Regions from separate parts of the Homo sapiens genome. Here region 2 is linked to region 1. Evidence: chromatin loops called from intact Hi-C (ENCODE). Cell type or tissue: heart left ventricle. All regions are shown on one strand. Each heading gives the region's core, and the rest is flanking DNA. Links, peaks and the distances in the headings are about the cores only. Region 1 has its middle 7.1 kb from the start of ALLC. Region 2 has its middle 18 kb from the start of ADI1.

Region 1 (2,903 bases), core at 264-2,763:
GGAAACACATTTTCTTCCCACCATAGAAATGGAAAAATATGTGCTTCCCAGCCTCCTTTGTATCTAAGGCATGGACGCCTACAAAGCTTCCATGTAGAATTGTGCGGATTGTAGCTCTATGAATAGTGGCTCTGGATTTGTGCAGTGCACAACCTGTGCAGGCCCACAAAATGGCCCCGAGCTCTAGGTACCAGACAGACCGGCCCCCAGGCTCTGCACAGGAAGCTAGTGAAATGCAAACACAGCAGCACAGCCGCTTCCATAGCAACAGCGGGCAGCCTAGCAACCACCCGCACCTGCTGCTGGCAGCCGAGGGGCCCTTGCAGGTCGTGGTGGGCGGCACAATCCATGGGCTTTGTTCCCTTCCACACGCACCGAGGCGGGGCTCCGGGCCTCCCAGAATTCCTGCGAGCTCCCAAAACGCTTTCAACAAATTCCCTTTGTGCTTAAATTAGCCCGACTGCGATTTTCCTGCTTGCAACTAAGAAACGTGTGGTTCTTGGTTCCGAACTGCTGAGCTGAGCCGGGTTGCGTCTGGTGACCTCAGCCCTCACCGGCCACAGACCCTGATGGGCCCACAGGGGAAGCGAAGGGCACGGTTTCCATGCAGTGACCTTGAGTTGCCTTCTACGGCGTGGGCAGAGCGCGAGAGCAGTTTCAGGCCTAAGGGAGGAGCATCCGGATGAATAGCTGCCCGCGAATAAGGACGATTGAGAGCCACGCGACATCTGTCAGGGATCTCGTCCTGCCCCTGAAGAAACGCCGGGCATGTTTCCCGCCTCCCCGGCCGATGGAGCTCCGCATGGGGTTGGCCCAGCCTCCATCCAGAGTTCGTCTTTGCCATCAACGGCCAAAGTGACCTTTCTTTCTCCTGACTGCTCTTTCGGTCGTCAGGTCTACGTGGCTGCTGTCACCGCAGGGACACAACGTGGGTGCCACTGAGGATGAGAACTCACGCGGAGCGAGGCCGGGTGCTTTCTGAAGAGTCTGACACCTCGGCCTCTGCCTCCTGCTCCCGCCTGCTCTTTGTCCTTTCTACGCCTTTAACTCGTCTCCCTTCCTAACACACACACACACACACACACACACACACACACACACACACACACACACACACACACACACACACACACACACACACACACACACACACACACACACACACACACACACACACACACACACCCCCCCCACCCACCCACCCACCCAAAAAGAATTCCCGCAAGCATCGGCGGCCTGAGCGCCCTCCGTGGCTCTGCAAACCTCCCCGCGCCTGTGTGGGCGCCGCCGTCCTCGTCCTCTTTTCCCACTAGATGGCAGTATGGAGCCACGGATCCGCCGCCACCGCCGGGCAGCCCCAGGCTGTGTGTCTGCGCTCATCCATCTCAGCCCACGCTTCAGAGGGCTCTGAGAAATACACGCGTGCCAGCTCTCCGGTCATGCCTCAATGCAGCACCTAATAAATCCCGGCTCTCTCCTTAACCAAACCGTTTCCCTCCTACTTTGCAGATCAGATTCTGCAGTCTACACAATAGGTCTCCTCCTCGGAAGTTATGGGAATAAAATCAGGGTAATGGTTCTGACTTCAGGCCCAGTGTTTATAGCCCCTCACGTTTGCTTTAAAGCAAGCATAATCCTACACTGCTGAATTAACCAGGTACAAAGAAAGGCCCCGTGCGCCTTCACTGTGCCTGCTATTAACACAGACTCCCCTCCATGAAGCCTGGTGGAGGGTCTGCAGGGTGGGGACTGCGTGACAGTGGGTACCCACATGGGAGGGGTAGTGTGGAGGCAGAGGTGTTTGTACCCAAGCTCCTCGCCTGTATGGGAGTAAACTGAGCCCCAGACAAGTGCGAGACGCCCCAGGAGCAGAGCATCTGGAAGGGAGGTGCACGCACTGCTGACCCCCACAGAACTATGGGGCAGGTGGCTGCCAGGGCCCACATGTTCACCGGGCCGAGGGGCTTCAAGGTGCTGCTGGGGCTGGAGCTGCAGCTGCCCGCTTGCCCAGGCCTCACCAGGCTTCCACCTGACAGTCACCGTGGTGCGCTGTTTCTCTCACTCAGTAGCCAGCAAACAGCGCTCAGCATCAGTCCTGGCAAGGCAGGCTGCCTGGGTCAACTCAGGGGCCATCAGCCCGGTGGCCGGCCACAGACAGGGAATCCTGGCTGCCCCGAGAGCCCTGTGGATGCCACTCCGGCCCCCAGGAGGAGCAGTGGGAGCTCCTGCAGGAACCTGGAACAGGGCTTTGCTATCTAATTCCCTAAACCCCAGAACCCAGAGAGTGTTCCCTCCTCCAGGAGGTGTCCCGGCTTCCTCTGCCCTCTCAGCCAGCGCTGCCCTCTTCCCTTCCAATTGAGGGCACTGTGCAGCCAGTGCCGAACGGCTCTTGTTTTCTGCAAGAATCAGACATAAGAGGGGAGAAAGGGGTGAAGACCCACAGATGACGGCTCCGTGCCTTCCAGGGCACTAATGCATCACGTCCAGTTCCTCACAGAACAAATTTGGAAAACGTCTTAGACGCTGCTGAACAGCTGTAGCTGGGGAAGCTACGGGCAGCAAGTCCTCGAATTGTTTCATCCAACCTTGCTTCGTTGTAACACTGATGAGGAAAAACACTGAATCCCAGCTGGGGCCGCTGTCTGTGGCGTCTGTTTGTTCTCCCCATGTCTGCGTGGGTTGTCTCTGGGCACTCTGGTTTCCTCCCGCGTCCACACGTGTGCACGTGAGTCCCTGGTGTGTCTGCCCGGTCCCTGTGTGAGTGCGGGTGTGTTGCCCTGCGATGGGACAGCGTCCTCTCCAGGGCTGGAGCCCACCCTGCACCCTGAGCTGCCAGGTCAGGCGTGGGCCACCCGCACCCCTGAACCAGAATCACTGGGTAACATGGATCTTATTTCTATTAA
Region 2 (2,903 bases), core at 180-2,679, 110 kb after region 1:
AGCGGCCGTGGAATAAACAGCGTTAGAGTGACAGACCCCATAAGTACCCACAGACCAGAAGGTGCTCTGGGCACTGTTAAGTGGAAAAAGGAAAGTACCTGATTCATGTTACAGCAGGCTGCCTTTTGTGTCAAAGAGGATAAATAAAAATTCACAAACAGTGAAGTATTACTCTATTACACTGGGAATGGGGAGAGGATGCTGTGGGTGGGAACAGGGCGGTAATGAGACTTGCTGGGGTGTGCGTCTTTGTATGCTATCTTTTTATCTTTTATATATATATATTATATATATTTTTTTGAGATGGAGTTTTGCTCTTGTTGCTCAGGCTGGAGTGCAGTGGTGCCATCTCGGCTCACTGCAACCTCTGCGTCCTGGGTTCAAACAATTCTCTTGCCTCAGCCTCCGGAGTAGCTGGGACTACAAGGTGCCCAACACCACGCCCGGCTACTTTTTTTGTATTTTTAGTAGAGGCAGGGTTTCACCATGTTGGCCAGGCTGGTCTCCGACTCCCGACCTCATGTGATCCACCCGCCTCGGCCTCCCAAAGTGCTGGGATTACAGGTGTGAGCCACTGTGCCCAGCCTGTATGCTATCTTAAAAAAAAAAATTGTTTTAAGACAGTTTCGCTCTTGTTGGCCAGGCTGGAGTGCAATGGTGCGATCTCAACTGACCGCAACCTCCGCCTCCTGGGTTCAAGCAATTCTCCTGCCTCAGCCTCCCGAGTAGCTGGGATTACAGGCATGCACCACCATGCCCAGCTAATTTTGTATTTTTAGTAGAGATGGGGTTTCTCCATGTTGATCAAGCTGGTCGCGAACTCCTGACCTCAGGTGATCTGCCTGCCTTGGCCTGCCAAAGTGCTGGGATTACAGGCATGAGCCACCGTGCCCAGCCAAAAAGATTTTCTTTCATCTTTTTTTTTTTCTTTTGAGACACGGTCTTGCTCTGTCACCTAGGCTGGAGTACAGTGGCGCTGTCAAAGCTTACTGCAGCCTCCACCTCCTGAGCTCAAGTGATACTCCAGCCTCAGCCTCCTGAGTAGCTGGGACTACAAGTGTGTGCCACCATTCCCAGCTAATTTTTATTTTTGTTAGAGCTGGGGTCTCACTACGTTGTCCAGGCGGGTCTTCAACTTCTGGGCTCAAGCAATTCTCCAGCCTCGGCCTCCCAACACGCTGGGGTTAGAGCCATGAGCCACTGTGCCTAGCCTTTTTATATGTTACCTTGATCTTTGAATCATGTTGTAATACCTGTTAATAAATATTTGATAAAAAATATTCGAAAGGTCTGCCTTCAAAGAGGGCAGGTAAAGGGCATCGGTGCTGTGGGACTCTGACCAGCAGAAACCCCAGTGGCCAGGTGGACACATGCTTAGCTGAGGTGTTCAGATCCCACCCCAGTCTTTGCAGCTCCCATCTGCTCTGTGAAACTCTGTGACATGGCACAGTGTGTGTATCTGAGATTCGTATAATATGTAGTGTGCTCCTTTTAGGTAGACAACATGCTTTAACCTAACATTTTGAAACCCAGAAGAAAATTGATGGGGATCACATTTAGGAACTGAATGGATCCCCCAAAATTCATGTCAAACCCCTAATCCCTGGCGTGGCCATTTGGAGAGGGGCCTCTAAGGAGGTACTGGGGTTAAGGTTATAAGGGTGGGGAGGCCCTGACCCGATGGGATGGGTGTCCCTATAAGGAGAGACCCCAGAGTGCTCGTGCTCCCTCCTGCCTGCAGGGGCACTCTCCCGGGACAGACCACGCACCAGCCTCTGCGAGCCAGGAAGGAGCCTCTGCAGAAACGGAACCAGCGGGAACCTTGACCTGAGACTTGCAGCCTCCAGAACTGGGAGAAAATAGATTTCTGTTGTTTCAAGCCCCCGAGCCTGTGGTATTTTGTCCCAGCAGCCTGAGCAGGCTGAAATGGTAGGTTGGGATGCTTGGTAAAGAAAAAAAGGAAATTCTTGTTAAGGGTGTGAAGAGGCATTATTCAAGGGCCCACTCCAGTGAGGTTTTGCAGAAAAGGAGAGAGATGGGGCTCAAATCCGAGTACAGGGATGGGTGGGAGCTGACAGCCCCGGAGCAGGGGTGGGGCCTGTGGACAGAAATTCCTAAGTGGAAACGTCAGGAGTCAGGGTGGGTTTCCCCAAGCAGGCTCAGCAGGATTTGCTCAAACGGAGCCAGCCCAGGACAGAGCCCAAGGTCAGAGCCTGGTCCACGAGGGGACTCGGAGGGGTGGACTCAAGCTTGGTCCCAGAGGGGAGGGGACTCGGAGCGGTGGACGCAAGCTTGGTCCGGGAAGGTCTTTGTCAAGGCCCATTTGTTTTATTTTACAGGGAGGAAACTGCAGCCGAGTCAGCTCCTCTGACTCTAGGCCGACCGTTCTTCCCTGTATGACATGTGACTCACCAGATAAAGCCACACACGTCATTCTTTTAAAATTCTCTACTCTGTGAGTGCAATGAAATTAGTATTTTTCCACAAGTCCTTTCCTTTCTCTAATGTGTAAAGTAAGAGGCAGAGAGATCCTGCTCTAGTCTCTGGGCCCTCCCTCTGCTGGCAATGTTCTTTTTCTGTTTTAACCATCTGAGCAGCACACGACCGCCCTGTCTTGGGGCAGTGACGTGTCTGTGGTCAGTACAGGACCTGGTGCTGGCTCTCTCGTGGCCGGGACCGACAGTGCTCACGCCTGGACCCCGCTGTGTGTCCTACCCTGTTCAGTTTGCCAGCACAGGCTTTTGGTTCCATTTTCAACACATCTCTAGTCTGATCAGCCCTAACCTCCACTGCAGGCTGCGTCCTTCCCTGCCTGTACTAGTGCAGAGCTCCTGGTGGGTTCGCACCTTCTCCCCCAGCTCCTCCCTCTCCAGGTAGCAGCCAGGATGGCACTTTCAAACCAT

The links. Hi-C counts contacts between places; a loop is a spot of excess contacts. Peaks named below come from ENCODE experiments on the same cell type or tissue, not always from the same donor. Only the 100,000 strongest peaks of a DNase experiment are listed, where the experiment ranks them.
Region 2: a loop joins it to region 1, with 4 times the contacts of the local background. A loop is called at or near these places in 15 of 110 quality-filtered maps.

What each region holds. Positions count from the first base shown.
Region 1 is chr2:3,649,603-3,652,505 of GRCh38, reverse strand. It overlaps a transcript of ALLC not described here. Among named protein-coding and RNA genes, the nearest start is that of ALLC, 7.1 kb to the left of the region's middle. RefSeq lists enhancers at 326-565, 1-565, 676-955. In heart left ventricle, for the core only: a CTCF peak has its summit at 1,340 (motif pointing right); DNase peaks (open chromatin) are centred at 295, 675, 1,325, 2,135 and 1 weaker place; H3K4me3 peaks cover 802 bases; H3K27ac peaks cover 771 bases.
Region 2 is chr2:3,535,750-3,538,652 of GRCh38, reverse strand. It overlaps a transcript of RNASEH1 not described here. Among named protein-coding and RNA genes, the nearest start is that of ADI1, 18 kb to the right of the region's middle. RefSeq lists enhancers at 2,360-2,654, 1,562-2,761. In heart left ventricle, for the core only: CTCF peaks have their summits at 1,730 and 2,534 (motif pointing left); DNase peaks (open chromatin) are centred at 1,745 and 2,202; H3K4me3 peaks cover 1,193 bases; H3K27ac peaks cover 1,487 bases.